4 separate regions of the Homo sapiens genome follow, and all the other regions are linked to region 1. Evidence: chromatin loops called from intact Hi-C (ENCODE). Cell type or tissue: Calu3. All regions are shown on one strand. Links, peaks and the distances in the headings refer to the core of each region. The heading gives the core; the rest is flanking DNA. Region 1 has its middle 750 kb from the start of HULC. Region 2 overlaps LOC105374914 (a long non-coding RNA gene). Region 3 has its middle 600 kb from the start of HULC. Region 4 has its middle 860 kb from the start of TFAP2A-AS2.

Region 1 (8,206 bases), core at 2,683-5,182:
ACATTTTAAGAAAAAGTTGGCAGAATGAGATGAAAATTTAAAAATTATAATTTTCAGTTAGTCACTCCTTTATTTTGAGCTTGCTGCATTATATGGAATTCTGAAATATGCCTAATTTTAAATGCACATATATCATTTTATCATTGTATTCATTTATTATTTTGTAAAAATCTGTTAACAGTAAGCCTAAAGGCCATACTTAAGCTACCATCCTAAAAAAAATATGAAGAAGCTCATTTGAGTCTTTTAGAAACAACATCAGTCTATTATATACAGCACATATCAACAATACATTTCACTTTCAAACTATCGCATAACCCATCCTGCAGTTATTCATGGATGCGTTTAGAGGAGGTTATTTTCCCCCTGACAAAAATGGGCCATTTTTCCCTGTTTAGCAAAATCTGGAACACAGATCATTATAGTGCTTTTGGCAGCTAATTTGAACATCAGTGACTCAACTTTGAGAAGAGCCTTTTTTCTGCCCTAAAGAATCTCTGAGTTTTCAGACTCCAGTAATTGAAAAATCCCCAAACACTCACTCACAGAGGAGATACACATTACTGCAGGAACAGTCTACAAATTGTAAAGTATTCAATTTACATCCCTAGCACCTCAGGGCAGTTCTGAAGAATTTATATCTTTGGGAACCTTTGAACTAACAAAAGATAACATTTCACAGTAAAGTCTACTTGCATAAAAGTTTTTAACTCCCTTCTTTCCTTTTGCAAAGAAACTACTTCTTTCACTTGCAATTCTAACTAGGAAAAGTTTATATTCACTAAGACGCAACCATAAAAAAGGTCGGACAGAAAATAAAAGAAAGAAAGAAAAAAACTCACAAGATGATGCCTGAATTTATGTTAATCACTCCCAAGCCCCCATGGCATGGTTATTACAACTCTTAGTTTTAAAATAACAAAGCACAAAATGATTTTATTTTTGTGATTGTACTTCAAATTTGAAGAAAAACATGATAAAGGGGTGGATTTTTATTGGATCCTTATTGCTTTTATTGGAACATTAAAATTTGGAGCATCCATGCAGGCAACCCCTTGTCAAAAGGTTCTGATTAACAAATAAAAATTCTTCTCCTTGTTAATTACCACATATACTTCCACAGCCAATGAACCTTAAATGATTCATTTAATTTAAAAAATATGGCTCTATAGTATTTGGTTTTCCTTATTTCCCAGCTTTTGTAAGTGAAGCAGTAAGAAATCTGCAACGGATTAAATTGGACCTATATTTTCTAGGTAGGGAATGGTTTTTCTCCGCCCCTCCCTCTGGCTTTTTTTTTTTCTTTCTTCCTTCCTTTTTTTTTTTTTTTTTTTTTGAGATAGAGTTTCGCTCTTGTTGCCCAGGCTGGAGTGCGATGGCACGATCTCGGCTCACTGCAACCTCCGCCCCCTGGGTTCAAGCGATTCTCCTGCCTCAGCCTACTGAGTAGCTGGGATTAGAGGCACGTGACACCACACCTGGCTAATTTTTGTATTTTTAGTAGAGATGGGGTTTCGCCATGTTGGTCAGGCTGGTCTCAAACTCCTGACCTCAGGTGATCTGCCCACCTCGGCCTCCCAAAGTGCTGGGATTACAGGCGTGAGCCACTGCGCCTGGCCTCCTCTGGCTTTTTGATCAGAGATGATTTCTGGCAGAGTAATTACTAATCTTCTGACATCTGTGGCTCAGCCCAGTTTTAGCATTTGGATTGAAAATACAAAAAGCAAAGGAAAAACCCTCTATGAGACGCTCTCTAAATTTTTTAATGAGCGTATTCATTATCAATACTATAAGTATTGTAAAAATAAGGAAATGTAACGATAAGGAAACAGTTTAAATGCAATAGTCTGATAAGCTTTTTTTTTTTTTTTTAGGTTAAAACTTGATCAATGTTTCTGTTAACTAATAATCTAGGAATCAACAATCTCATAAAACTGGTTTATTCAGCCCAGAAAATTAGGCAATCCATCATGACTGATTTGCTCACATTTCCGTCTGCAAATAAGTGAGATGGAAACTTTAAAACCAATAAGATAATGCACTTTACAAATTCAACTGAGAGAGATGGATAAACTAAGATGCCACTGGCATCAGTTACAAAAAAAAAAATCTGTCGTGTTTCCAATTATTTGAGCAGATTTTTGTATCCCAATTTGCTGCCAGCCTGGCTGCATCTAGCCCCCTCCTCCTGTTTTCTCAAACCAAATCATCAGGTCTTAAATCAGAACGAGCTCATCATATCATCCTATGAAAGGCCATCAGGGGATAAAGGACACCAGATGTTATATGAGTTTTCTTTTAGGCTTTCATTTCAGCCTTCCTGCATTCCCCATGCTGCTTTTTACTTGTCAGAAACTAAAATGTGCTTTGATAGATAACAACCCTATTTTCTTCACTGGCTGAGCTTAGAGAATACCATTAAGTATTGATATCTAGGGTGCTTAACTAGGGAATGCAATCACAGCAGTGCCAAAATTGGGGTTCTGTTGTATTATTGTACATGCCAAGATTTTTGAAAAACTCAAAATTAATTTTGTTTTCCCGAGGAAAAAAATACATAGTTTTAGTTGTGGGAGATGAAAGGAAGGGGAATCAAGGCGAGTCCTTATTAGTATCTCTGCTTCCTCCTGCAGATATTAGCACACATCCCGGAGTCCAAATAACCCTGCCAAGCCGAGCAGAGGTAGATTTTTGAAATGGAATGATGGCCCCAACTGCCAAAGCAAATTATTAAAATGCTCTATACTTTGAGAGCTTAGCATTTGCCTAACTTTGGGTTTGTTAACAAAGGACAAAAAAAAAAAAAAAAAAAAAGAGCTCTTCCATAATCTGTAGAGTCTCAGACATGCTGTCGTCCTGTTTACTGATGATAACAACTCGTTGACACATGGCAAACTACAGCATCTTGATTCACTTATGGGGCGGTTCAAGGTCAGCCACATACTAGTTACAAGAATATAGCCACATTATGTGATTTGATTCAAGAGACTAGCTCACTCTTCTCTGGTTTCCAATGAAATGATTTTTTAAAAGGACTTTCATAGCCATGGCAGTGTATGTGTTGTAAAGGGATTATGCACAAATCCTACTTGTGGCTAGCGTGTGCTCCTCCTGGGAGGTAGATAGATAAAAGTTACAATGAATGAGAATAGGTGTTTACCTACAATGACCTTAGGTCATGTAAGTGGAGGAAAACCTTGAATCGTGTTTTATAGGAAATATCACTGTCCTTAATCAGAGGTGGTTCCTTTCTCTCCTCCAGGGAACATTTGGCAATGTCTGGGATTGTTTTTGATTGCCGCGACTGGGGGACTGATGGGGAGGAGTGGATTCCTGGCATCTAATGAGTAGAAGCTAGGGATGCTGCCAAGCATCCTGCAACGCACAGAACAGCCCCAGCCCAACAATTATTCAGCCTCAAATGCTAGTAGTGGTTGAGAAACCTCGGCATAAAAGATGAAAACAGTAAAATGAGCACTAATGTCAAACGCTGGGAGAATAAGAGAGGGGAGGAGGTGCCAGAAGTGGTCAGCACTGTCCATTCAAAGAAAACTGGGGAGTGAGCGAATGCTAGAGTCCTTTCACGTGGTTCCTGGAGGTGCAACAGGATTCAACCTAAAGAAACTTCCAGGGCTGCCTACCCCACTTACAACCTTCTGCACGCAGTGGCCAGAAATTATTAAAAAGTATCCGGTAATATTAATCCGTATGATAAAAAGGTACCCTGCTGTTCAGATTAAACCTTGCAATGGTCCATGACCCAGAGACTACCAAAATGGTGCATCATGGCTACTAGGTAAATGTTCCTTTAATGAACAAAAGAATAATTGGATTTTAATTGAATGAATAAACAAATGAGCTATTTCTGGATGTCCGCACTTGGAGAGGTTTACTGACTCTTTCTTAGTCACTAAACCCAGCAGGAGTGGCTTAATGACTCATACCTTAGGGATTTTAAGGGAGGGATGCAGACCTCAGAGCTTCTGATATGCACGGAAGCATCCAGCTCACCTGTCTTCTCTTAACCCCATTAAATTAATTCTCCGCGTTGCAGCCGTATCGCTGCCTAAAAATATTCATCATAGCACCCATTCCTACAGGCTACAGTTTAATTATTTAGTATTGTGTTCAATACCATCCTTGATCCCAAATTAACCCCCTCTTCTTTCATGTTTTGCTACCTTCCATCACCTGTTTAATGCTCTGATCATTTCCTGCCCCCATGTGTTTCATCCTTCCATACCTTTCCTCCTATTGTTCTGTTGGCCTTCGATAAAAACCTCCATTTACGCTTCAGGTTAACTCCCACTCCCACTCCAATGAGATAATCATCTCCACTGGGCAGTGTCCATGGAAACCTTTGTTTAGACTAAATATCTTATTTTCCTGTTCTCTTTCAGCGTCTTTAAACGTCATCATGATAGCGTCATCATTAAGTTGATGGTATTACGGTGATTTTCAAACTGTGCTGAGTTGTTCATTTCGTTCAGGCTCCATAGCATGTGACAATGACAGAGAGAAGTAAATGGAATTCTGAGTCTGACCTCTCTTCAAATGTGGAAACTTTGCTTTCATCAGTTTTAGATAGGATTACCCATGTAAGACATGATTTAAAGAAAGTTATCTGCAGCAACATCAATGAAGAGTAACAAAACAACTGAAAATATTATAATATGATTTTTAAATTATCTGCCTGTGGTACTTTTATAAAGTCTGCAATGCCATGCACCAAACATAATGCTTAGAAATAAAACGTAGGTGTTGAACTGAATAGATTTTACCCACCAAAAGCACTGAATTAATGGTAGGTAATGATAATAATAATATTTTTTATTCTAAGTATTCAAAGTCAATGTTTTTATATGTAGCAAATGATCACTAAATAACATGTATATATGTGTGTGTGCATATGTGTGTAAATATAGAAAGTTATATATTGCATATTTAACTTTCTCTAAATGTAGATATAAATGTGTATATATGTACACATATACTGATATGTACACTTATCATCTCCCTACAAAAATACTTCTTTATTCGAAATTGTAAAATGATGCTGAATCTTCAAATCCTGCTCCCCATTTGCATTTCGTTAAGGAATTTCAGGATTTACTTACAAAACCACATTCTGAAAAGTGGTTTGTAAGTGTTGTTGCACGTGAGAATTCAACGTAATTATCTATTGTCATCAGAATAGACATGAAGGATTATGAGAAGTTCTTTTTGTCATGAAGCCCATGCTGATCCCATATCACATGGGGATCAATCTGCAAATCAGTCATCGACAGGGGAGATGAGATTTATTGATTGTACAACCTGAGCAGCTCTAAATATGCAAGTGTCACCATTGGAAATGAAGACAATGGCTTGAAGGCAACCTGGGACCATCATTCACACAATTTGAGTGGATTTTCATAAAGGGAATCTGAGACTGCGGCTGGTTAATACATGGCTAAGTAGGCTATGGCTCAAATTATGAAAAACTGACAAGCAATTTATAAGTTAAATCGTAAATATCCAAAGTCCAGGACCTTGTGTTTTAAGAAACAAAAATGTGTGACTGTCTAAGCAAGAGATACTGGACAAAAATTTCTATGATATCAGAACTCATCATCCTAAAATAGAATTCAGGGAAAAATTAAATGGATTTTTAAAAATCAGTTAACACAATGTATTACTTATTAAATTCTTTCATGGAGCAAATAGAAGACTAATTTCTCTGGAGCCATTCATGCCCCCAAAAGTTATAATTAAAGACACAAATTGAATGATTTTAATAATGATGAACGTTCACCTTTTTAGTGCTTAGGTATGGTAATATGATAGTCACAGAAGGACTCCATCTTCCATTTTCATTTAACTTTCTCTCCTGGGATTTATAAGGGCACTTTTTCTCATTTATTTATTTATGGACATTAAAATATCAGGAGCTGAGTGGCTGCTTTTTAAAGATTGAATTAGTCTCAACTACTCAAAAAAGCATAGCAGGGTTTTGAGACCACGGAAGGCTTTCTGAATTTCCCAGTGTGCACATCTAGGAATATTTACCTCTTCATATCTTTCCAGTTATACAGGGTCCTGCCAAGAACAAGGATTTGCACGTATATTGGCGCACTGCCTCTGTTGTTTTCCTTTTCGCAGAATACAATTAGTGATCAGTGATGCCTTTATAGAAAGCACTCATAACAGAAAAGTGAAATCAAAAATGTTCTTGAAAGATGGAGGCAAAAAAAATGCAGTATTAAAACTTGCTGGAGAATAAGCAACCTCTGCAAGCTGGTTGGTCAGAATATTTGTATTTTCGTATCATTTAGGAAAATCCTATTATGGCTTTAGCTACAGAAACATCCCTGGTGTGCAAGATAGAGGCAGTTCATAAAACACGCAGCATTTTCAGCCGGAAAATAGGGCAACCTATTGCTTTCTGTAGATGGCTGTTACACCCCAGTTCCCATCAATAGAACATAATCTCATTGCAGCAGGCAATACTTGATATCAACGAAACACCAGTTTTCTAGGTACATGCGACTATTCTTACCTAAAAGACAAAAAGATTCTATTTCTGCAATGACCAGTATCTTCAGAACATAGTTAATAAAACAAGGTAGTCAAACAAAGAGGTACAGTAGTTAAACACAGGTACGCAGAGAATTCTACCACCCTTCCACCCTTTTTCTTTGCTCTTCAATCTCTCTCTGTCTCTTTCCTGCATAAACTGTCAATTCTCCAAATGCTACTACAAAATGATTTCAGTCAGTGTCAGTGTCAGCTGACTCAATAATTGATAGCCCGATCATTAGATGCTAAATCAGATGACTGTTTCCAAAATGCCTTCTCACTACTAGAGTAGGGGGAAATCTATGTGCATTTGCCTCTTGATCAGGATAATTTCCCCAAAGAATGGGCTAGATGCCAAGTTGCAAAGGCCTGTTTGCATCTAGGACTGGGTAGGCCACACACCCAATTTAGCCAATCTTTAGCCATGCAAAATAAAATAAGTTTTGCTGTGCTGATGTCACAATGATTAAAATATAATAAGCTAATGAGATTACAATAGCTGATTGTGAACAAGACCAATTGTGTTAATTGGAAGCTCCTGAATGGCAATTTTAGCTGCTGCTGAGTTTTGAAATATAATCAGTTTTACTAATTTTATCTGATTTCTTAATGAAGCTTGCCCTGAGCAATTGTTCTATGTGTTCTTTAGCAAACAGTGTGTGTCATAACTGCTGACATTCATCTTGATTACTTTAGTTAAAATAAATAGTTATACTTGGGCGGCTTTCAGAGAATACATCATAGTAGATGTAATGCTGGAAAGCAATGGGCTCTTGGTTTTTTTCTTTGTTTGGCTACATTTTATTTGCTTCATTCCAACCATGAAGATTTTCTTTGGTGTTACCAGATCTTTCCCAGAGTCTTGGTGTATGAATCAAGCAGAGATACTATTTGTTGTTTTGTAATATTCCTCCATCAATAAGTGGAGTAAATTCCTTCATCAATTTACAGGAATAAAGATAAGATTGGCACTGAGGAGAAGGTAACAGACTTTTGTGTTGGCAACACACAGATTATACCATCAAAACCATCCACCAACATTAATGGCTGAGGCTGCAAGAGAGCGAGCACTCAAGTTATTTGTTTTCACAGAGGATTAATATACATTGGATGGCTCCTCCAAGCTTTTTGAGTGTATTGGAAGACTGCCACGCCATACAGCCAGTTATAAAAGACTGAGAATGCTAAGAGAAAATAAAGTTTGGGGAAACCAAAAATGCCATTTGAGTAAGTTAAAAAAAAACATCTTTCATGGTGTTGATTTTTTTACTCACAATCTTTCAACATCTGCAATTAGGATTGTATATTTAGATTATTTAGTGCTTGTGAGCAAAGATTAAATGGATTTTTACAGGAATAAGCTAGGGGATAGGATAAAAGCTTTTGGAATCCTATGGAACATCTAAAACAAGATAATACATATTAAAACATCATGAAAGAGTTTTTTTTAATTAAGTGATTGCACAAGCAAGGGTATTATACCATTCCCCCCAGCCACATGAACAGTTAAAAACATTTTTATTGAGTTGCAACATTGCTTACAGGTAGGCATGTAAATTGCACACATCTTGTGTACTGCTCAATTCATTTTTATGTACGCATATATCCATGAACCACCGAGACTGAGATCAAGAGCTAGAACATTTCT
Region 2 (8,206 bases), core at 2,215-4,714, 420 kb before region 1:
TAGTGCCTTCCTCTGATGCCTGTCCTCTGCAGATTTGTTTGCTGTCTAATACAGCAACAATACTGTTTGCAGTATAATACAGACATATTTTTCTTCTGGGGCAAAAGTCAGGTAGATTTGTTTGTTGTCAATTATGAAAGATTGGAGCATCCTACATTAGGGCTCTTGTTCTGTAATGCAACTGACTGCATATGAAAGCATCATCTGACCCTCATCATCATGTCACCTTATGGGTAGTGGGGCTCAGGGTACTGGGGAAAGAAAACCATGACACTCTGACTACCACTATTGCAGTGAGTATTAAACTGCGTTCTGTCTCTGACCCAGCAGCCTCATGTCATTCTGCCAGCACTTAGAGAATTGTGTGAAACTAATGAGTTTTTAGCTTGTTAAGGTAGGGTAAAATCTCACACCCTTCATACTTCTTGAAAATCTTAGGTAGAAGTTCCCTGCCCCTCCATTAGTGGAATCAAGCCTCCACTTGAAATCTGTGTAGGATCCTGGGTCTCAGACTGTTTTGTATTTCTCCTCCCCAGGAATACAGGGTTCAACCTTTTCCCTAGTAGCAATGGAGTGTTGCCTGTGCCATAAGAGTTATCTTCTATCCAGAATCTAATTGAGTTTTCTTCTTCTCCTTTCTCATAGACTTAAACCATTTGCTTTATTTTTGTTTTAAAGTCTTCTACAAAGTGGACAGAGCCTTAACCCTCACAGATGCTAACAACTGCTTTATCAGTGCTCCTGAGAGGGAATTATTCTGGTCGCCCGCTCAGCCCTTAGTCTTTCTCCTAAGCAAATGGTAGAGACCCACGGATAAAGTCTTGCAACTTTCCTTGTGTCTAGGGCCCTTAGCAATCCCAAATGAACACATTAACCAATTCTCCTCAGCCTTTAAGTGTTCATTAAATTTTTTGCTTTTTCATTTTGTACCAATTTCTATGGTGGTCATCCTTTTTATATTCTCACTAAGCAATTTCTGACACAGTTCTTGTGTCCTGCCTCTCTTTGGATGTGATGATTCACCTTTAGAATTTGATTTACTTGTTTGCCTTTATGAACTAGACTTTTAATGAGTTTAAGACAAGTTATAGTCTTGTAGATAATGCCCATGGTCTGAATGGTTGTCTCCCCAAAATTCATATGTTGAAACCTAATCTCTAATGTGATAGTATTATAAGGCAGGTGATTGGGTCTTGAGGGTTCTGTCGTCATTAATGGGATTAATGCCCTTATAAAAAAAGACCTCAGAGAGCTAACTTGCCCCTTGTCATTTGGATAAAACTTCTAAGGTTCCTTAATTCCACTCTCTCATTTTAAAGATAAAGGAGCTATGCCTGTGGAAGGAAAAAATCAAATGGTCAAGTAAAAAAATCAAATGGCTGAAAGGCACTGTTGCCAGGAGAGTTACTTTCAATGTAACAGTACCTCTAAGGGGTTCAATTTTAGTTTGATCCAGCCTCTCTAGCCAGCTGTGTCTTTTCCACTGTATGAGGACACAGCAATAAATCACTATTCGCTAACCCAAAACTGGGCCCTTACCAGAACCTTACCTTGCTGGCACCTTGATCTTGGACTTCCAGCCCTCCCTGCTGTGAAAAATAAATACCTGTTGTTTATAAGCCACCCAGTTTTGTGTATTTTGTTATAGCAGCCTGAACAGACTAAGACAATAATCTAGCCTTTTCTCCCTGTTAGGTATAGAGCCACATTCTTTGCATGTTTCTAGTCACCTAGAGGATGAGTCTAGAGAAACGACATATTGTCTAATTCAATATTCAAATGGGATATTGTCCAGAGAAAAAAATATTGTTTAATTTGTTCACTTGACAAAGATTTCCCAAGTCTTACTCAAGACCAGGTTGTTATACTAAGCCATGTAGTGGGTACTGAAAGATGTACAAATCATGGTGGAAGAGTAATATTCATATCATTATCCAGGCTTCGGCTTGGAGGAATGCCAGCTTGGTTAGCCCATTGGCATGAATATTAACCCATTTGAGATCCAGCTACCTGGGCTCCAAGCTTTATCTTTAAGAACTCCCTACTAGTCTAGACCTTCCTTGTTCCTTCCTAGTTTATCAGATGAGTAACCACTCTCACATTACTGTTTTTCCTGTTGAAGGCACTGAAGGCTTCCTCTTTCTTCTCTTTTTCCTCACACACAGCTGGCTAGAGAGGCTGGATCAAACTAAAATTAAACCCCTTAGAGGTACCGGTACATTGAAAGTAACTCTCCTGGCAACAGTGCCTCTCAGCCATTTGATTTTTTTTCTTGACCGTTTGATTTTTTCTTTCCACAAGCGTAGCTCCTTTATCTTTAAAATGAGAGAGTGGAATTAAGGAACCTTCGAAGTTTTATCCAAATGACAATTTGTGACTCTTTCATTTTTCTTTTTTTGTCCTCATCAAGACAGATGAATTATATGATTGAGAGTTGGAAAGGAACATAGAAATAGATACACTAATCTTTTTGTCGTGAAAACGAGAAAATTCAGACTAAAGAAATTCAAATGATGTGCCCAAGGCTACACAGATGTAAAATGAAAACAAAAAATGAAGAACTAGATTTAAATCATCAGTGCTTGACCACAAGGAAGGCCTAGGAGAGGAGATAACTGCTTGGATTTGGATGAAACAAACTGTGTTCAAATCCTGGATCTATTGCTCAGTGATCTGTAAAACTTAAGCGCAGTGACAACTTCTCTAACATTCAATTTACCGTTTTGTGAAAAAGGAGTGACAGTGGCAAGATTTGTTTCCTAGGGCTGAGGTGGGCATTAAATGACACTGTTGTTGAAAGTACTCTCAATAAATAGACGAGCTTCTTTCGAACAGTACAATGCGCTTTATGATGTTGATGTATGGACTTTGATCAGTGGGAGAAATCGTCAAATCCGGGTTTCTTTGCCAAGTTTTGAATGGAAATACATTGCATTGTCTCACAGGCGTCTATGACACACAGGAAGGTCAGGAGTCCTTCGCAAATTTGGTTTATGCTATTATTCAGAATGGGTGAGTTTTAAAACTTTAATTAACCAAGTTAACCTATTTGTTTGCCAATGCGTGGAAGGTTGTATTGTTCTAACCACATTGCAACATTTTGGATAAAAGCGTAAATGTGGGTGTGGGAGGAAAAAAAAGAGAAACAGATTTGGATCAAAGCTACTGCGGAACAACTGCCACAGCACTCATTTTTTTCCCCCAAGGAATAGCTGTGGTAGAGAGCAGTGCCAGCTTGGAGTTTGCAACGTCTATTTTCTAGCCAACGCTATGATTTTTATTCCTGTTTATTGACCAAAAATTGCTTCATTTACTGAACCAACCACGTAGCGCAGCAGAGAGGCGGCTGTGGTTTCGCTGCCTGGGCCCTGAGCAATACCCACCTCTGTCCCATAGATGGCAGCATTTCACAAACAACGCCGCCACCGGGACGCATTGAGAACTCAGCTCCAGTAATCTGTTGACAGGATTAAGGACCCCTGTTGTTTTACAGGAAGTAAATAAATCCTTATGGTATTCTGGAAGGCTCAGAAGTATATGAGAGTGGTAGGAAATTGTTTATTCTATGGTAAAGGTATCAAATGAATATTTACAGCATTTAAAACAATTACCTCGGATTGATGTGGACTGGTGTTAAAACTCAGCCTGTTTGCATTATCTAGTTTAGAGTATTTGTTCAACTTTTGCCCAGTAGGTTTAGTTTTTCTGAGTACAGAATTTCTTGCTAGCATAAGTTGATGGTGAATGCTAAGGCTGATAAGATGGTGATAATTTCTCTTTAGAAATTAAAATGTTATCTATTTGTGCAAATCACTGTGTAAGAAAAACATAAACCACATGATACTGTAAACTCTAAGAACATGAAAAATAATGAAGAGAATAAAGGATGTAACAGTACAGGATGAATAGAAATATAGTAGGTGGGTTTAGGCAAAGGATTATCTTCAACTTTAAAATCCATTGAAATTGTCAATTTTAGACATGGAAAAGTTCTGTTATAAATCCAGACCATTGAATGGTTTCAGTATTCTTAAATACATTTCTGAGATATTTCAAAAACGACACAGGGCAATAATCTAAGTGAATCAGTGAGATTTACCCAGGGGTGGATTAAACAAGCCTACTCCTTAGATTTTCCACTGCCTTAGGGATGCACTATAATTTTCTATCCCTCATTTTTAGGCAACTTCCTTTACTCCATATGTTTCAAGAAGCTGATGATTTTTGAAAAGTACATTTGATTTGTGGTCATGACTCATTACCAAGTAAATAAATGATTATCATTTTGAGCTTCAACACACATTTTCTTTTTTAATTTATTTATTATTTATTATTTTTTAGAGACAGGATCTTACTATGCAGGGTCAAACAATCCTTCCACCTGGGTCTCCCAAAGTGCTGGGATTACAGGTATGAGCCACTGTGCCTGGCCCACAGCACACATTTCAGATATCCAATTAAAAAAATGATCAAGTGACAATCTCTAATAAAATGTCTGCTCTTTTATAATATGACTTGTCTGTAAAGACTTCACTAGACACTAAATTCAATTTTTCTTTTTAGATTCAAGTGTGAAGTCGAAATGTTGATAATTTATTCACAAGATAATGCCCTGTACAACTCTTATTTTTATGAAGGATAATTGGATAAATTAGCCTTAATAACCAATGAAACTCATGCTCAAGTACTGGACATGCTATTAAGTCTGTCTCCATTGGGCATCTGAATTATTCTGGCCTTCAGTTTCCATATTGGTAAGATGTCTATCATAATGATTTTATATAAAACAGTGTTAGGAATCTGATATTGACATCCAGTTTCTAAAGCCTTTCCTAAATTGTTAGGCAAACAAATGTTTAGTATTCAATTTACACAATGATATTCACTACCACTTATTAAACTGTTGCTTGTGTCGCCCCCCCCCCTTGTATTATGTCACATAATTGTGTAACTTTGTGGTGCAATCAATACTATTGATAAACAGTCAGTGCATCTTGGCTAGTCAAGATGTTGTCCGTCAAGAGTGTTTAGCTTGATAGAATTCAGCCAAGTGTAGTGAGAACATTGCACACTGTGTAGCATTGGTCACATAACTCAATAATACACAATCATAGCGATGCACAGGTGACAATAGTCTAACCAGTAGCTGCTTTTTGTTTGTTTGTTTAAGATGATTTCCTTCGATGCTCTGCATACAGCTTCAGGAAAATATAGAATGCCAGTCTAAAGTAAAACCCTTTCCAATGCATTTTTAAAAATTGTGTTAAGAAGAAATAACATGAGTTCTACCCTCTTAACAAGTTTTTAAGTGTACCATACAACATTGTTAGGTGCAAGCACAATGTTGTACCTCGGACCTCTAGAACCTTTTTTTCTTGCTTATCTGAAATTGTATACCCATTGAACAATCATTCCCCATCTTCTCCCCCTACCTCCCGGTAACCATCATTCTACTTTATGTTTCCATGAGTTTGACTGTTTTACATATGTCATGTAAGTGGACTCATGCAATACATTTTCTTGATCATTCATCCATTGATGGACATTTAGATTATTTCTATATCTTTGCTATTAAGAATAATTCTCCAATGATCATGGGAGTGAAGATACATCTCTTTTAGATCCCAATTTTAATTATTTTGAATGATTACCCAGAATAATTAACCAGAATGGAACTGCTGGATCATATGGTAGTGTTTTGTTGTTGTTGTTGTTGTTGTTACTGTTGTTGTTTTTTGTTTGTTTTGTTTTGTTTTTGTTTTGAGATGAAGTTTCGCTCTTGTTGCCCAGGCTGGAGTGCAATGGCGCGATCTCGGCTCACTGCAACCTCCGCCTCCCGAGTTCAAGTGATTCTCCTGCCTCAGCCTCCTGAGTAACTGGGATTACAGGCATGCACCGCCATGCCCAGGTAATTTTGTATTTTTAGTAGAGACAGGGTTTCACCATGTTGGTCAGGATGGTCTCGAACTCCTGACCTCCGGTGATCCGCCCGCCTCAGCTTTCCAAAGTACTGGGATTATAGGCATGAGCCACCACACCCAGCCCGTAGTGATATTTTTAATCTTTTGAGGAACTTCCATACTGTTTTCCATAGTGGCTGCACTATTTTATGTGCCCACCAAGAGTATACAAGCGTCCAATTTCTCCACAATCTCACTAACACTTTTTTTTTTTTTTATGATGGCCATCCTAACAGGTGTGAAGTGATAGCTCATTGTAGTTTTGACTCCTACTTGCCTAATGACTAGGGATGTTGAGCACCTTTTAATAGACTTGTCTGCTATTTCTGTCTTACATAGATAAATGTCTGTTTAGGTCGTTTACTCATTTTCTTAATCTGCTTATTTTTTGTTGTTGTTATTTAGTTATAGCAGTTCCCTACATATTAGTTCCCTATATATAGTTTCTATATATTTTGACTTGTAACCCCTTATGAAATACATGGTTTACAAAAATTTTCTGTCTCTGATTGTGTAGGTTACCCTTCTGTTCTGTTGATTGCTCCCTTTGTTGTACAGAAGCATTTTTAGTGCGATGGAGTACCATTTGTCTATTTTTGCTTTTGTTGCTTGTACTTTTAGGGTCGTATCCAAGAAATCATTGCCATGATCAATTTGAAGATTTTCTCCTCTGTTTCCTTCCAGGAGTTTTACAATTTCAGATTGTATATTCAAGTCTGTAATCTATTTTGAGTTGATTTTGTATCTCCTCTGCATTTTTAAAGTCACTATTTTGTTTTAAACTTTATAATCAATCTTATATGAATATGCAACAAATCTATACACATCATCCTAATTAATTATCTCTCTTGACTTTTAAAATATAATTAAAAAGTTGTTTCTAGAACTATAAATAATCTTGACTGTTTATAAAGCAGTTTCATCAGTATTTTGAATTGCCTCTTTGAAATCATATGATTACATATAAATAAGTGATATGGGCCAATATTTTTGAATGACTTAAGATATTTTCACAAAAACAGGGAAAATACCAAGACATTTGCCTAAAGCTTAGTAAGAATTCCAAACCTATAGTTTCCACGTCTTGTAATTTCTAGAACAAATTAAATACATACAAATTAAATAAATTAAATATAATAAAACATAGTCATAATAAGACAAATCATTAACTAACATTTAATGAAAAGTGATTTAATTTCTTACTTTTGTATGATTGTTCATGTGAACATATTAAGAATCAGAGGAAAGTAAAATCCCCTTTTGAGTCCTAGAAATAAGGTCACTACACTGATGGTCTATTTCCTGCAACTCTTGTCTTAGTTCGTTAGACTCTATTACTGACATGGCCAAGGCCAGCATTCAGCCCCCACATGGCGTGTGGCTCTTCTCCAGCATGCATTCAGGTCTGCCTGTTGGCTTGGAAACATTTCTAATCCTGCCCTCATTTCTGGAACAAATGAGGCACTCAGGATTCTTCATTACTTCAGGTACCTAGGTGGATTTCCCTTTTGGTCGCAAACACAACTTGACATCTTATTTTTTCCTACTTAACGTCTCCGGCATCTATCTCTTCCTTTCAGTTCCCACTGCCCCCAAATCATCATCTCACATTAGGATACACTTCATAACCAACTGGGCTCCATTCCTGGTGTCGCTACCTTTTAATGTCACTAGAAAATTCTTCCTAAAAACCTCATTTTAAGAGCCATCGGTCGCTAATCCTGTCAGAGCCCTCCACTTGATTTTCAAGGCTGTAATCTAACCATGTCTTGACCATCCAATCTGATCTCCCATTCCTTGCCAGTGTGAACTCTGCAGATCAGCCCACCTCCTCATAGCTCAGAACATGGCATGTCATGCTCAGCTCAATGACTCTGCTCCTTTCCCCACATAAGGAATTGTCTCCCTTCTCCACCACCTATGTCCGACTCCCCTCCTTTAAGTGTCCACACTGATTTATCCACTGTTGTACCTCTGATTGGAACCGAGCCTGGAACATGGTAGAGACTCAATGACTAGCCCTTCGGAGTCTGAGTGAACCCAGAGGCCACTTTGCCTGTGATGTTTATCTGAATATTCAGGTCACAGTGGCTTCTCTTTTCTCTAAAATCTTTCCATGCATATGGTCTGAATTGCACTTTTATATATCCTTTTATGTTCCTGAGTAGATCGGTCAACCAGTATTATTTCATATAGGATTTTATGCTATCATATTGTTTAATAACTACTGTGTTTAACAATAACTC
Region 3 (8,206 bases), core at 2,424-4,923, 150 kb before region 1:
CAGCCTGTGCACCAGGCTTAGAAACCATGTAATACAGTTATATATGCAACATGAAATTTTTAATCAGAAATCTCTGGATTTAAATATCTAGAAGACATTTGCTATTTTCTAGTTATTAACTTTTAAGTATTTATTTTGTATATAGAAAATATGTGCATGCATACATAATTAGGTTTGATCTGTGCCATCTTACTCTGTATTTTCTGTGCGTTCTTGAATGCTTAATACTTGGGCCACATTGCACACCATGGACTTAAGTCCTAGCATTGTTTCACTAAACTTAATAGGACATTCTTAGAGAGAAAAGTGGGCACTTCTGTCCAGACAATGGGAATCATAGTTTTCAAACAACTTAGCAATGGTGTCATTAGGGGGATGTTAACTGCCAAATACCATTTAAGACATACTTTTCATTTGCTCTGAAAAAGTTGCAGTGCTTTGAAAGTCCTTCCAGATTTCTTTAAATGAAATCCAGAATACATTAAATTAGAACCATTCCTTAGAGGACTTGATTACATACTGATTTTTTAGCAAAGTATAAAGATTAAGCCAACTTTGAGACTTGTAAAGAAAGCACTCTTATTTTAAATAATTGTCTAAAGGTGAAAAGAACCACCTAAATGCACCCTCGCGTATCTACTAGATAGACTGGTTTAGGCACTTATTTTATTTCCAAATTGCGTGTCTGTGGTGTATGACCTCAAAGCACCAGCTACCTTGGATTGCTAATAGTCTTCAGGCTGAAACTGGGTGTCATCAGGCAGAGTGCTCTCCACTTTGGAATTTGCTCTCCATTGAGCAAGCCAAACCAGAGTGTGGTGACCCTGGAGCATGGGGCAAGGCCCATTTATTTACTCAGATTCTGCCTTGGGGCTGAATTCATGAATGAGTGATATTTTGTTTGGGACACAGTAGAAGATGATGAAGTCTAATCCATTTTATCAATATGTTCATGATTCTATTTGTGCGTCTGTGTTTTGTTATTTTAGGTGTTAGTTGTTACGACCTGAAGCATGTGCGTATTTTGATCACTATGCTCTTTTGCAAGGGCAGATTTGAAGAGCACATGCTTCCATAAAGTGAGAAAAAGTTTCCTCTTAGGTGGATTCATTCTTTTCTTTCTGTTGAGTGAAATGGTCTGCTTTTCGGGGCTGCAGGTGTTTAATGCCCATATTTTCCTTTTCTATTCTGGTAGATATTTAAAAACCTTTAAAATAAAATTCCATCATAGAATGAAGACTTGCCTGTAATAAACCCTATCCTTAAATTTGCTTTTTAATAATGTGGAATGCTGACTCTGGCACCAGTTCTAAGTTGGTCTTTTTCATAAACTAGTAAAAGAATTGTTTCTGAGGCTGACCTTTTTATAAGAGCATGTTAGCATACATGTTGGTATGTATTTCCACGTACAAATTTGGATTAATTAAGCTTAAAATTTAATTTGCATTTTCAGGAAAGTTTTGAAATTTTGATTTTGAAATAATGTCTCTCTTTGAAAATCTTGATGATTTAAGGTTATTATTTCCATAGCTTTTCCGGGAGAAAAAGTAGTTACTATGACCCACATTTTATGGATGATAGGGAAAGAATTCCCATTCTTTTTGATCAAATGAGTTAGTGGAGGCCACAAAAGCCAGCCCCACTTCTTGCCAGGGTTATAATTCCCAAGGGTGCAGCTTTTAATTCTGACTAAGAACAATGGCCTAAAAATAAATTAGAGCAATACCTAAAATATTATATGTGAATAACTATTTTGGATCTAAATTCCAAGTTCTTTTTACATTAAAAACACAATGCCTAATGGTTCATAGTTGAGGAAGAGGATTAAGCCGCTTTCTCAAATTTGTTTTACTCCTTTGTGGCTTTAAACCAATCCCTTAATAGGATTTAATTGTGACTTTGACAATTAAGCTTTCTATGTAATGAAAGGCCAGTGGTTGTTTTGGAAAAAGATAAGTGTTATAGGGGGTATTACCTTTGGAAGTTTATGAGTCTAAAAGTCAACGTAATAAAACATTGCAGTCTTAGAGGGAGCCTATGTAAATGTGTTGCTACAGTAGTTAAGTATATAAATGACTTTTCTACTTATATAGACTTCTGCACAGCTCTTATTTATAGCATACAAATATATATTTACCAAAGAGAACTTTAAGAATATATCAGGCCTGGGAACTTTTACTTTCATTGTTTAAATAAATAAATAAATATATATATAAATTACATATATTATTTTTTGTTTGGGTTATTGGTTTATAGTTGCTTCTATGCATGTCTATTTGTTTTCTTTTAAAAAGAATTTTGCAATATTTTTGCACCATATATACTTTATATATATAGTTTATATATATAGTTTATATGTATAGTTTATATATATAGTTTATATGTGTATATATATATGTGTGTGTGTGTGTAAAACAAATGACCTTGATTCAGAAAATTATATTAGCACTGTCAGAATTAGCCTTTGGTATATTATTTAAATAGTCTATATTTCCATGAAGAATGGATTTACTACTTGAATAACTTTAAAAATGGAGTCGAAAAACCCAATAATCTCTTCCCCTAAATTCTACAAATAGAAATCCTTATGCTGTCACCATAAATGGCTTTCCCCACCAAGGGCAAGCCTGCTATGTAGAAGAAACGCTACATTATATTTTTAAGAAATTGTTTTAGAAAGAAAATCATTTTGTTTTCTCAATGTCCATGATATGTAACATGCCATTCTGTTTTAAAACCTAACAACATCTCAACCAATCTCAAGATCAGTTATTAAAGCTTGTCCTGTCTGTCATGAGCTAGTGTTACCTCTTGCAATGTGGCTGGACAGCATTCTTATTCTCACTTATAAAGTGAGATAGAATATTCAGTTCCTCCTGAACACTTTTTTCTTTTTTTTTTTTTAATAATAGAGAGTAGGTTGGCAACAATAGGGGAATGTGCATACAGATGTCAATTTGGGTGTTATTTTAATCACCTCCCTTAGGATGAATATAATCCGTTAGAGATTTATGTAGGTGCACGTGTGAGTGTATGAGATTGTATGACATTTTTTACTCAGATCTATTTTATTATGAAAAAAAATCTTGCAAATGTGTAAATTGCATTGAACACTGCCCGGTCCTCTTCCTTCCTCTCCCTTCTTTTCCTACACTCATCAATGACCCAATTTATGAACATGCAAGCTGGTATTCCTTTTGGTCTATATTCTTACTTAGAAAAGAGAGATCAAAAATGCATCAGCATAGACAAACTGCTGTAATCAGTAAAGTTGGAAGCTGACACACTTATAGAGTCCTGCTTGCCAAAAATAGGATTTCATTTGTACTGGAATTTTTTCCCCTGAACCAGTTTTGCCAATGCTGTAGTAAATGACAACTTTGGGAATGCAGGATTGGGAAACACGATGTTTCAGTAGGTGGCGCTTCAACACAGCCCACCTGCTCGAGGGCTTACGTGAGTGCTCAACTTTCTAATACCTGTGGTGCATCAAAGAGGCTTGGCCCAGTTTGTTAACATCGCAGCCAGACTGTTGTCTCAGGCAATAACGACGTCAAATGCAGCTGAAACATCTAGGCGGGAAGGACTGTTACTGTAGGTCACTGGTAATTATTTTCACACACACACACACACGCACACACACACCTTCATACATACCTACACTAGCTCTACTTCTAAAATTAAAAGCCAGAGAGAGCCAGTCTCAAAATGTCAATGATACTGCAATAATTTCAGCTTCTTATTTATTTTTTGTTTGGGTTATTGGTCTATAGTTGCTTATTGTCTGTTTTCTTTTAAAAAGAATTTTGCAATATTTTTGCACCATTAGTTCTTAGTAAACAAAAAGATTTTCTCTTTCAAATAATATTACTATTTAAATAAAATAAAAGAGTATACAGAAATACCAAAAGTTCATTTTTAAAAATTCAGTAAAAGAAACCATCTGCAGTGAGGCTCCCTAACATGCCTGTAAATTGACATAAACCAGGATGATTAAGTGGATGATAAGCCACATGTCATTGACAAACAGGAATAGAGATGCCTGGAGAGAAATGTACTATAAAGGGCTTCACTGCACCAAGAAAGCTCCCTATGGTCCATTGACCTAAAGATATCTGCAAACTTCATCCAAGAGAAGATGAAGAAGGAGACTAGAATACTTTACAATAACTAGAGACTCATCTTTGAAAAGATGAGAAACTGACTAGTATTTTTTTTCCTGATCTGTCAACCAACATTCAGAGTTCAGAATATCACAGGTATTTTAGATTGTTATGTAATTTGCTAATGTTTTATTGAAATCTTCTAAATATACAATAAATAAATTTCCATAGAAAATACTGTATATTAGGAGGGTTCATTCTGCTTTTCTTTGCCTTTCAATCTGCTGCTTTTATATAAATTGAAATACACATTTTCAGAAGAGTTAGTAAATATAACTTGCATTTAAAAAGTATTCTTTAGTATATCATATTGATATGAAAACTTTATATATAAAGTAATGGCATTTGTAATTGGTATAAAAACAACCCAATTAAATGCATGAAATAAAAGAATAAAAATGCTTTCTGTTTCTCCTAGATCATCTGTTGTTTATTCTATAATTCATGGACACCTAAAAAATGAACAGAAAGATACATTTTGGGTTCTTATATAGTTCTAAAAAGCTTTCAGATAATAAAGCATAGTAATATAATTTTTTAAACGATCAGGGATTAAAATATTGAACACAATTTTTTCCTCCTGAAAAAGGCTGATAGAAAAAAAGCATCAGCTGGCTTTCTTCTTTTGTCTATAATTCTTGATGGAATTATAAATTTAGAAGAAATAAACACAAATTGAATTTTTAAATTCCTTTCTCCCCAAAACCACAGTGTGTATCACTGCTATGATGTAAGTTTTAGTTTTTGTTTTTTTTTAAGAAACATATCTTTCCTATATGCATCTATTAGACTTGGATACTTGCTCTCTCTTTCTGCATATTTTAAAGCTTCCCTATGAAGAAGAAGGAAAAGGGCCCTCTAAAATTTCACATCTTTGTTATTAGAATATATTGACATCCCTTGCTTCGTTGACTTTTTATTACAGTCCGGAGGAAAAAAAAAAACAACAAACGATTGTCAGTGTCAGCTCAGCTCTTTGTTGTGATTCCAAGTGAAGATTTTTGGCATTTTCTCTTTGCTTTCAGCTTTGTGGATTTTCTTTTTCACTCTATCTTATTTTCAGTGGAAGTCAGGTTAAAGACAAACTTGAAAGCTTTAGGATTATTATTTTTCCTTTTCCATAGGCTTTGGCCCACAAAATGCCAACATAAAAGATAGCTTTGCATCAGGCTCCCTTGGCCACTGGGTCCTCCGCTGAGGCCCTGGCATCTGTCAGCGAGGAACACTCCAATCTGGGCTCCCTGCTGAGCTGAGATGTGGCTGCCTCCCCCAATAAAGGGCCACACCGCTCCTGAGCCAAAGCATGGGACCATCTGATGCGAGTCTGGCCTAATGAAAGTCCAGCATGGGGCTAAATGAGTTTCTACCACTGCTGGGTGAGGGGCTAATGATAAAACAGCTCCCTGGGCTCACTGCTGCTGTTGGTATCTTTGTCAGGGCATATGGCAGTTGGCTGAATGCCTTACTTGTGAGATTTCCTAGCAGATTTATCCTGAGAATGTGTTATATCTTCCCTTCTCCACCTCCCTTTGGCCTCCTCTTCAGCTCTTCTGTACTCTTGAGGGTCTCCTGATTGTTGGGCCTTAAAGACTCTCTTTTTATTTTGTAAAATTGTGAATTAAAAAAAAAAACTTGGATGGCAAAACAGAAAAATGGAAGAGATAATGATATTGACTTACATCCAGTGGGTGGTTTTATTTCCTTTGGAACATTATAAGCTAAAAGCATAAATTTCACAAGCCAGAGAAACAATCAGCTTGAAACTTGTTGAATACAGTAATGCTACTCAAAATTTTCTTTATCATGTGCTCTTTCCTTCTTTCTTTCTTCCAATGTACAATCCATCACTTCTATAATGTATTTAGGAATTTATAATAAATGATAAATAAGTGATTTCAAAACTTTTTCATTACCAACATTTTCCAGTTGATTTAATTAAATACTATACAGAAAAAAAAGTTTCTTTGGTTTACTCACTATCCTTGTCCTTAGTATCCTGAGAGAAGACACATTTTGGGAGATTCTAATTTATGGGTGCATTGCATAGGCCAGTTTTTTTTTTTTTTTTGGATATGTTTTGGTTTGATGTATGTAGATTTAGAGCACAATTTGAATTGCTATGGGAAAGTGCCTACAATAAAAACTAAAGCAATCTTCCAAATCCTAGAAACATTTCAAAAATGTATGTCCTACTCTTTTTACATTTATAAGTTCCTTAAAAATAAATAAATACTTCGATGCCAATTCTGATATTTTAATATTGCCAGCATATTATTGTATCTGAATTTGGTTTGTTTGATTCTGTGATTTGTTTTTAGATACATTCTTATTGCTCTTGTTAGTTTACAAGTAGATTAAAATTGATGATAAAAGGGCACGATCATGAAAGCTTTATATAATGGTATATTTTATTCTTTATATTGGAAAGTCACACATCTAAGAGCAGCAGGGTTATGCAGGAAGGTCCTAAAACTTAGATATTTTTAAATGTAAAGGTCATGATTTCGGCTCTTTTTGCTAAGGTGCCTCTTTCTCTGTCACTGTCATTCAACTTACGTTTCTGTCAGAAATCTCCAGGACTTAAATACAATGTGAAATTTGCACAGCTGCAAGAAATAGCCCATTCTAATCTAAATATAAGTGATCCTTTCATAAACTTGTTCTGAAGAATTCTAAATGAAATCTCTTAAAAATCACATGTTTCTTACTGAATGAACCCATTTGCGTGGAGAGGTTCCACATGGGCCCCAGGTGGTCCCCCGTGTCGGCCACGCGGTCAGTGATATGATCTAAATGAGATTGTTTTCTTGTAAATCGCATGCTGCAGAAATACCATCACGTTCCACATGCGGTATGCCCCATTTTAATTTATTCCCATGACAAAAACTCCATTAATATAATTTTGGAACAAAGTGAAAATGATAGGAATTTTCTGTGTCACAGAGAAACTAAGCCTGCTTTTTTCTTAAGGAAATACTGCTTTAAAAATGCAAGAAAATCCAGTTGCTAATTTAAAGAAATTCTTCTTAGTGCAAACATTATTCACAAAGTATTTTCAAATCTGCAGTATTGAAATAAATTATAATATTTTCCCCATATTTTTATATGTTACTTTGTAAGCTGTCTTCACATTTTTAAAATCTGTATCTGTTGGCGTTCCCTAATAAACATATTAAAATATTTTTATATGCTAGTATTTTTGAGGCTTGCCGTGAACCAAAACTACACCTCTCATTTGGCAATTGCAAGTGTACATTATTACAGGATTCCCTACTTCCAGACAAATATGAGAGAATATGGAATAATGAAAGAATTATGTACTAAAAAGTCAAGAAGCCTGAATTATCACAATTCTGTCACTTCATAGGAACATAGCCCTTTCGATTAAAAATTATAATAGCCACACATTTGCTGATCCATCGTGTGTCAGATACTTTATCCCCCCTCCATGATTTTCTTTTATTCGCATAGAGTCACTGAGGTTTAGAGAACTTTAGAAACACATCCGGAGTGTCACAGATAGTAGGAGACACAACAGAGCTTCAAAACTTCATCACTTCAGACATTGAAATCATCAAAATGTATTCTCATTCCACCTTCAAACTTTTTTTACTCTCTCAGAACCACAATTGTGGACTAGGAAAATTTGAGATCTAAACTAGAAAGTTTTGGCTTTTATCTCAGCTATAAAATTCTGCTGTAATTGGCAACATAATGCAGTGAGTGGTGCTGTCATTGGATGAAAGAGTAACTCAAGTCATGGGATGGAACTAAGCCATGTAGAGAGTGTAAGAGTGAGATTAGCAATGAACCACTAAATCACTGGAATCTTGGTAGTGTAATCATTAGTACTGACTACTTGTAGAGTATTTGGGAACTTGTTAGCTACTGATGCTCTTTGAATTTGCCTGTCTAGGAGAAGTAAAAAGAAAAAAGAAAGAAAGGAGAACAAATGAAAGAAAAGGAATAAAAAGAAAAGAAAAGGAAAGGAAAGAATAGAAGATAGAAAACCCCAGTGTTCGTTAATATAGACCTGCTTCTCC
Region 4 (8,206 bases), core at 3,203-5,702, 140 kb after region 1:
TTTGAAAGCAAACTCAGTCATTCATTAAGCTGTGCCCATTATAAATTATTCAGCCTCTCTGGACCTCAATGTCCCCATTTATAAAACGGGAAAATATAACAATTAGTACTAGTACATACAGAGTACCTGTAATACATAGTATACCATATAGACATAATAAATTATAGCTGTGGATATTATCATTGTTATTCTTATTCAGTTATATTTGGCTAATTGCTCAGCAATACTTGGGCTATACTCTTAGCCCTGCCTTTATTAATCCTAAATATTAAAGATTAGACTTGACACACTTTAGTTCCGAGACCTGTGACCTTCCACACTGCCTATATCATAGTCACCAACAATAATTATTTACTGGAATGGTTAGATAGTGCTTTGTGTTTGCAAATTGCTTTCCAGCATTTAAAACCCTTTAGTCTTACAGCAACCCTATGGTGTTGATGTCACCTTGACCATTTTGCTTATTAGGAAGTTAAGGCCTGGGAAAGTTAGAAAAAAAAAAAAACCTGCTATCATTTGGTCAGGGCTGGAGCAGGGATCAAACACAGGTTTGGGACTATAAAGCTCTACCCTTCCCATCATTCTCTATTTTGGTCTCTAAGCCAACAACAGGCTGGATACTATGTTGTGCAGACAGAATGTATTATTCAAAGTAGAATATATTGGTGGGGAATGGAGTGCTATTACTAATTATCCTGAGACAAGAAAAGCCAGTCAGGCAAAGCAGGATATAGGATCACACTGGTCAGAATATAAAAACAAGGCGTATCTTCAAACTCCAGCTTCCTTAGCAAATAACTTGGGAGTTAGAATATAACTACAAACACAAAAATTTAAGTAGCTTAGAAGATGCAGGTAAGTGATAGCAGTCATAGCTATCCAGACAAGAAAAATACATGCCTTAGGTAGAGGGATATGCTTTACTCATTTCTAAGATCCTCGTACTTGGTACAGTGCTTTGAACATAGTAGAAATTCATTAAATGTTTATTAAATTGAGTCAGACTTCTTTGAGTTGAAGTGTTCAGAGAAAATGAGGGGGGAGGGAATTATAGCTGAGGTTTATGCAAAGTCTTTTCCATTGGCTCATGGTGGCAATAAACTTGTGATTTATGTGACCTTCCCTAAATAAGTCACTAGTGTGATTCTTGAAATATTATTGTGCATTAAAGCTACAAAGCACAATGCATACTAAGCTATGATTAATCACATTGTGGGGAAGGATTGGGGACAGAAAAGGCAGAGATAAGGAAATTCATTTCCTGTTTAAGCAAGAAATATCTTTCAAAAAAATTTTGTTTTTTGAGACGAATCTCGCTCTGTTGCCCAGGCTGGAATGCAGTGGTGAGATCTCGGCTCACTGCAACCTCGCCTGCTGGGTTCAAGCAATTCTCCTGCTTCAGCCTCATGTGCAGCTGGGATTACAGGCATGTGCCACCAGGACCAGCTAATTTTTTTTTTTTGTATTTTTAATAGAGACAGGGTTTGCCATGTTGGCTAGGCTAGTCTCAAACTCCTGACTTCAGGAGATGTGGCCTTCTCAGCCTCCCAAAGTGCTAGGATTACAGGCATGAGCCACCATGCCTGGCTCCTTATAAATATTATTAACCTAAAAATAATTGGCTGATTTCATTAATCTTGGTAGAATAGGTTCTATGATTGACATAATAGGTTGCGTTCAATCTAAATGCCCCACACTGAATTCTTGAGTAAGCACAACTATAATGTTTTGAGGATGCTAATTCATATAAAGTCTTCCCTTTTATATACAACTCATTCCTGATGTCATCCCTAGGTAGTTACATCATGGTGTGCTCAATAATACAATACCGTTCTGTGTTTCTGGTGAGAACAACTAGAATTTATTTTGACGTGGGAGTTGTCACACTTCATAAAATCTCTCTGAATGAATTCAAAGTGATACGTATAGAATCAGTGGGCGTGTCAGTTTGGTAGAAAAAGAAACCTAAGTGACACACTTGGCTTCCTGGTTGTTTAAGACATACATCCTTCAATTTACTGGGCTTCAGGGATTGGGTCTGGGAGTATGTACAAGAAGATCCATGAAGTATTAAGACTGGTGGATGAGGAACTAATTCTGACATCTGGGGCCAGTGTCAACCATCTCTCACTGAACCCTCCCAGGCCCTGCTGCTTTGATTGTAGTCTGCAGTGATTCTCCCCAGAAGAAGAGCTTTTGGCATTAGAAGGGAAGTATGATGTAGTGACTACAAGTATGTACTGGAATCAAGGATGCTGACTTTTAGGTCATCTGTGCCACTGACTAAATGGAAGTCCTTGGTCAAGTCACAGACCTTTTCTGGGCTTCTGGTCTTCATCTTCAAAATTAATGCTTGGTATAAAGCATGCCTAAGGCTCTTCATGTCCCTAATGACATTTCCTTATCCACTTTCTGCAAATATTTGCCATCTTTCTCTGAACTAAGTGGTATCAGAAGGTACACGAGTGCACTCATCCTCACAGCTGGCTAGTAAAGTCAGGAAAATCCACCATCACTGCAAAATTTTTCAAAACAAAGGCTTCTTCTCAGTTTTTACCCCTCCTTCCAAACTTTATTGTATGAAGCTTTGCCCCAGTCCTTTTCTGATTTTTAACCAAACTCAGTTGTCCAAAAACCAAGATGCTGGTAGTTTTCAAAGGTCTAGAGGGTTGGAGAATTGTTAAGTAAAATGTCAATTTCATTAACTGCAATTTTCTGTGTCTTTACTTAAGAAAATGCTTGTGTTAATTGACTAGAAAAGTTCTGCACATACATTAAAATTTATTAAGAAAAGGCTGCATAATTGTTAAGTGACCACAAAGATTCCAAAGGCTAAGGTGGAAAGTTTTCTCAACTGCCCCCTCCAGTAGGAGTGAAGAATTATAACATTTTACTAACCAGTCTGTGCAATGAACTGTGGCTGGAAGATCAGACACGTACATGTAAATACCTTGCTCAGGAGGAGAGAGAGCAGCGAGGACTGCATGTTCCAACTGAACTAAAACACATGGAGATATAGAATGACCCATTCAGCTGAGGATAAGATGGAAACACCTCAAACACCAAGACGATCATAGGAAAGGGCACCCAGCCATGCCTTGGCTATGGCTAATAGATTTCCTGTTAATGATTAAGTCGGAGGAATCCATGGAGTGCATGGCCTCAGTGGCTTCTCAAATCCCAGAATGAGGCATTTGCAGGTGACTTGAAGGTCTGTTAATGATCACTGAAGGTAAAAGCTGCTTGTTGACAGGTCTCTACTTTTTCTTGTGAAATTACTTAGCTCCTCTGGGATAACTGTATAGAACTTTGGATAAAAATATTAAAATTCTATTTAGTTGTACAATGTTTTAATGCAAATTTTTAACCATAAAACCAACCGCTCCATTCAGTTAAATTAATAGAATTACAAAAAAGATGTAATGATAGCAATTAAGTCTTGAAAATGCAAATTTTATAGTCAAGGACAATTACCTCATTTATAGTATATTGGAATGGTGCCAGATGAAGGTAATTTAGATCCTCCCAGCTCACAGTTACATCATGATGGATATCTTCATTTCATTAGTTCAACAAAGATGGGTGAGAAGTTAGACAATACATAAAAAAACTAAAGCGTATTTGACCTTTAGTATAACTAGAACCAGAATTCATTCACTAATTTATCAAGTATTTAATGAGTACCAATTATCTAAAATATTATTTATATATTTTGTCTGCCTTAGAGAAAAAAAAGTCTTTATTTTCACATCTAGAAAGCACTGGTTTGTAGAGAAATCAGATTTCTTCAAAACCAGGCCAGGTTTTTGGTGCTTGGTGAGTATCTTTATGTGCAATGCAGATGACCTAATTTTGTGTTGATTGGAGTGATACCAAGTCTCCCTGCAAAAGAACAATGGGTTTTTCACTAATTATCTTCTCTTTTATTTGAGCCTGCTTCAAGTAATTGTTGGTGTCTTAAAATCATGCAGCTGTGAAAGTTGGGCTACCTAAATGATTACTTTTGTCATTTTAAGATTTTACTATGTACTATCTTATGTTCCATATTTTCACATTATCATCTTGGCTGCAGTTCATTTGTACAACATCCAGAAGTTTATCATTTCCATATTACAGGAAGACAAGTAACTTTACAAAAATTTTTTAAATAGAGAGATTTAATAATAAGAATGTAGGCTTTTCAAACTTCCAATTCTATATTGTCTTAATGCAAATTTTCTGCTTATGTTCATAAAAAAAATCTGCATTGCTCATGATCTCCCCTTTTGCCCTCTAGAGGGCACTAGATCACACTCCTGATGATAAAAGGAGTCAAATTGAAGCCCTATTTGCTGATGTTAAAATTTCCCCTTGAGTCATTATCTTTGGAGAGAAAATTTCTGCTGTCTAAAGGAACCAGTGACTATGAGGAGCAGGTAGTTCACTTCTTGCCACGTTGTTTCTAAACAGAGGGAAAGCAATGCGCTTGGGGGTTTTGAAGACTGGCTGCCCAAGTTCAAACACATGGCTCAGGCACTTCCTGAATATGTAATGTTGGGCAAATTATTTGTTTCTGTGCCTCAGTTTCCTCATCTGTAATATGGGGATAATAATACCTACTCCACAGCATAGCTGTGAAGATTTTAAAAAATGATAATATGTATAAAGAAGTTGGGGAACAGATACAGCCTATAGCAAGCACTATTAGTATTAGAGTTTTTTTCAATATTTTATAGCAAGCACTATTAGTATTAGTTTTTTTAATACCTTTTTTTGGAACATAATCCCCAATAATGATTCTGCGCTACTGCCCCTGGATTTCTTCCTTAGTCCCATGACTCAAATGGGCAAGCCTCTATTAGGACCATCTAAGAGATCTATGCAATTCCCTTACAAGATTCAATATTGGCTTAGCGTACTTTTAAAGAGGCTGATGCCATTGATTCAATAGACGTCAAAACAGAAAGTAAACCTCTTCAAAGTCAGGATGACATAACTTTGTAGTTTTGCTTTCTTGCTCACTTTTGGATAATAAGCCCCAAACCAAAATATCAAGAGTTTATTGTAATGAAAGGCCATAGAAACACATACTAGACAAATGAGTATACAGAATAGATATATGGCCCTTCTTTAGTCTATGGAAAATATTTTATTTTCCTTGAATGCCATATATAGTAAGAGTCATTAGGATTTTTTTCCCCTGGAACTTACATAGCAGCTAGAAGAGCCAATAATGCTTTTGAAATTCAACCTTTGTTTCTAGTGATGATGTCTAAGTCTTTGTGGATTTACTGTCTTGGTTCATTTAGCTAGCAGTAGAACGAGAGTTTTCACAAAATATCCCCCTGGGTCATGGTGGCGGTAGTGGTAATCCTCTATCTTCTTTCTCTCCCTGATATTTATATTTATTTATTACGGTAAGTTTTCTAATGCATAAAAATGTAATGTAAGAAATGATTATAAATCTTTGGCTATATACATGTTCAAAGAGATATTTAAAATTAGTTGTCCCTGATCCTCTCAACGTAGATATTAATTCATCAGTAAGTCAACTGATAGTTTGTGCCATAACCTCTAATAGATCTGGCTTTGCCCTGGAAGCCCATGCAGGCTAAAATCAGCAGCCAACCCTTTGCCTGGATTGTACTTCTAAAAGAGTTAGAGTTTGAAGTGCCGTATAAGTATTTTAAATATATTTGTATTGATGTACACAACCGGTTTGATCATTATTAATGAACTAATCGACTAAATACTGTATTAGATAATCAGTTGGTGGAGCCTAATAATAGTATCAGCTCTAGATGTGAGTATCTCTTGGCGTTCCTGTAGTCTGATTTATGAATGGTATGCTACACATCAATCTTTACACACCCATTCAGAATAAATAAGCAAGATGAAAGGAGATTCACATATTCTTTATAAAGATAAGTCTTATGAGGTAATGGCTCTATGATGGTTAATACACCCTATTCTCATAGCATTATGATAGAACCTAAAACTTAATTGCTCTGTTCAAAAGAGAAATAATGCAATGTTCCTACTTAAAATGGTTTCTTATGCAAAGGCGTAAAATTTCTGGCATTAGAGAAAACAAAAGCGTATCTGGTACTCTAGCTGCTGTGTCTCAGTTGTAAAAATCTCGTCTGTGATCATAATAGGATATTGATTAGTATGGAAGCTATACAAAGCTGAATTGCATTTCTTGGTGGAGTACGAAAGGTCACTGTTTGATTACTCAATAACTTTTCAAATACAAGAAATGCTATTTAAAAGTATGCTTGAATGATTGGTTTGTACTATAAGAGGGAAATGGGGGAAATGGTACTACTTTCGTAAAGGTAGTTAGATGTTAAATTCTTATATCATTTTCTATTCATGTATATTTAACATTCTGTACTATTTTATATACTAGAACATAAACCATTAAATCAAATTATAAGTGCAATTTTACATGTTATCCATGTGATATCTAACTTACAAGACATATAATTCACTTGTTTTTAGGTATTAACTGAGTTTGTCACTATGGCCATCTTATATTTGATGGCATTTATTTTCTGTGATCATAAATATAAGGTACTTCATATTATTATAGAAAATGTAAAAAATACAGAACTATATAAAGAAGATAACAAATTACCAATAATTCTGATATTCTGATTAACTTCTTTCCTCTTTTTATTTATAAAACAATATAAAGTCTTATCATGTATTTATTATATTTGCTACAAGTTATAAATTCAGGATCATTTTATAATAGTTTTAATGATAATTTTCCCCTTTTAACTGGGAATGCACTCTTAGGAATAGTAAATATTCTTGAAAAAATGATTCTTAATAACTGCGTATTATTCTAAATTATGGATAGACCATAAAATATTTAACCTGTTAGTTTGTGCTCATAAATACCTCCGAACTCTCCTGTTTATGTGACCTATAGTTTTGTTAAGAGCCTTGTATGATGGACATCGGCATCATCCTCTTTGATCCCGTTACTTTCTCCTTACATTGCCACTGATTTCCTCTTTTGGCATTACAGGTTTCTTTCTAATCACTGGCACACATGCCCAAGCCCAGGGCTCACTATTTGCTCAAACAAGTATTCACCTTTGATAGATTGAGTAACCTCAATCTGACTTGGCAAAATAAAGAAACCTTATTGAGTCTATTGCAAGGACTGGCTAACAGCATCCCAATACTTGGTTAGAACTCCAACCATATTTACCAAATGTATTAGGATGTTCTTGCATTGCTATAGAGAAATCCCTGAGGCATGGTAATTTATGAAGAGAACGGTTTAATTGGCTTACAGTTATACAGGTTGTACAAGTATAGCACCAACATCTGCTCTGCTTCCAGTGAGGGCCTCAGTAACCTTCCAATCACAGTGGAAGCTGAAGGGAGAGCAGGCATGTCACGTGGCAGGAGAGGGAGCCAGAGAGAGAGGTGGGAGGTGCCACACACATTTCAACAAGCAGATCTCATGAAAACTGACTCATCACAAAGAGCATGGTGCTAGCGCATTCATGAGAAATACGCCCCCATGATCCGATCACCTCTTACTTGGCCCCACCTCCAACAGTGGGGATTACATCTCAACATGTGATTTGGTGGGGACACAGATCCAAACCATAGCATCAAATATATAGATGACTGAATGACAAGAGGCAGGTCGGAGAAGGTAGAAAGCAGTGCATGTAGAGAGAGTGGAGAATTTGAGTAGCAGATCATGAAGACAGAAGAAAAATGGGCGATGTAAAAATAGAAAGAATAGCACAGTAATGGGCAGAGGAAACAGAAATAGGGTGGAATACATGAGAACAGGGTGGAGGATTTGGGTGTCAGAAAAGAAGCAGTGTGGAAATTAATTGATACTCTCTGCAGTACAGCCACATTCTATGCCATGGGCAACACAGCAAAAGTATCATTCATAATTGGGACTCTCTGGCTTGTGTAACCACCCACTGAGACAAAAGAGACTGCTTTCATATCAATTATTTTGCTTAGGGTACTGGTATCATGATATACCTATTTATGTACATTTGATCCGTATGCACCTTTCAGATGTTGATAGACATGTAGCATCTGGAATTGGAAGGTGATGGACCTGCTCTTCTGTGTGCCAATCAGAATCTCCTGGAGCACTGGATTCAGGTCTAAAGTCAGACTTTTTAAGAGGGAAGTAGACACTGGAGGAGATGTACCCTGGAGGATGGTCAGCACAGTG

Evidence for each region. A loop is a pair of places that touch in the nucleus more often than their neighbours do. Peaks named below come from ENCODE experiments on the same cell type or tissue, not always from the same donor. Only the 100,000 strongest peaks of a DNase experiment are listed, where the experiment ranks them.
Region 2: it touches region 1 in a loop (5-fold over the local background); 25 of 110 quality-filtered maps call a loop at or near these places.
Region 3: a loop joins it to region 1, with 6 times the contacts of the local background. A loop is called at or near these places in 38 of 110 quality-filtered maps.
Region 4: a loop joins it to region 1, with 3 times the contacts of the local background. A loop is called at or near these places in 5 of 110 quality-filtered maps.

The regions. Positions count from the first base shown.
Region 1 is chr6:9,401,639-9,409,844 of GRCh38, forward strand. No RefSeq gene overlaps it. Among named protein-coding and RNA genes, the nearest start is that of HULC, 750 kb to the left of the region's middle. RefSeq lists an enhancer at 3,180-4,379. In Calu3, for the core only: no CTCF peak of the experiment used is centred there; a DNase peak (open chromatin) is centred at 3,953.
Region 2 is chr6:8,979,940-8,988,145 of GRCh38, forward strand. All of the region lies in intron 2 of LOC105374914 (a long non-coding RNA gene), which reads left to right. Among named protein-coding and RNA genes, the nearest start is that of HULC, 330 kb to the left of the region's middle. RefSeq lists an enhancer at 3,237-3,531 and a silencer at 3,437-3,486. In Calu3, for the core only: a CTCF peak has its summit at 3,374 (motif pointing right); a DNase peak (open chromatin) is centred at 3,392.
Region 3 is chr6:9,247,539-9,255,744 of GRCh38, forward strand. No RefSeq gene overlaps it. Among named protein-coding and RNA genes, the nearest start is that of HULC, 600 kb to the left of the region's middle. In Calu3, for the core only: a CTCF peak has its summit at 3,397 (motif pointing right); a DNase peak (open chromatin) is centred at 3,453.
Region 4 is chr6:9,536,436-9,544,641 of GRCh38, forward strand. No RefSeq gene overlaps it. Among named protein-coding and RNA genes, the nearest start is that of TFAP2A-AS2, 860 kb to the right of the region's middle. In Calu3, for the core only: a CTCF peak has its summit at 4,280 (motif pointing right); no DNase peak of the experiment used is centred there.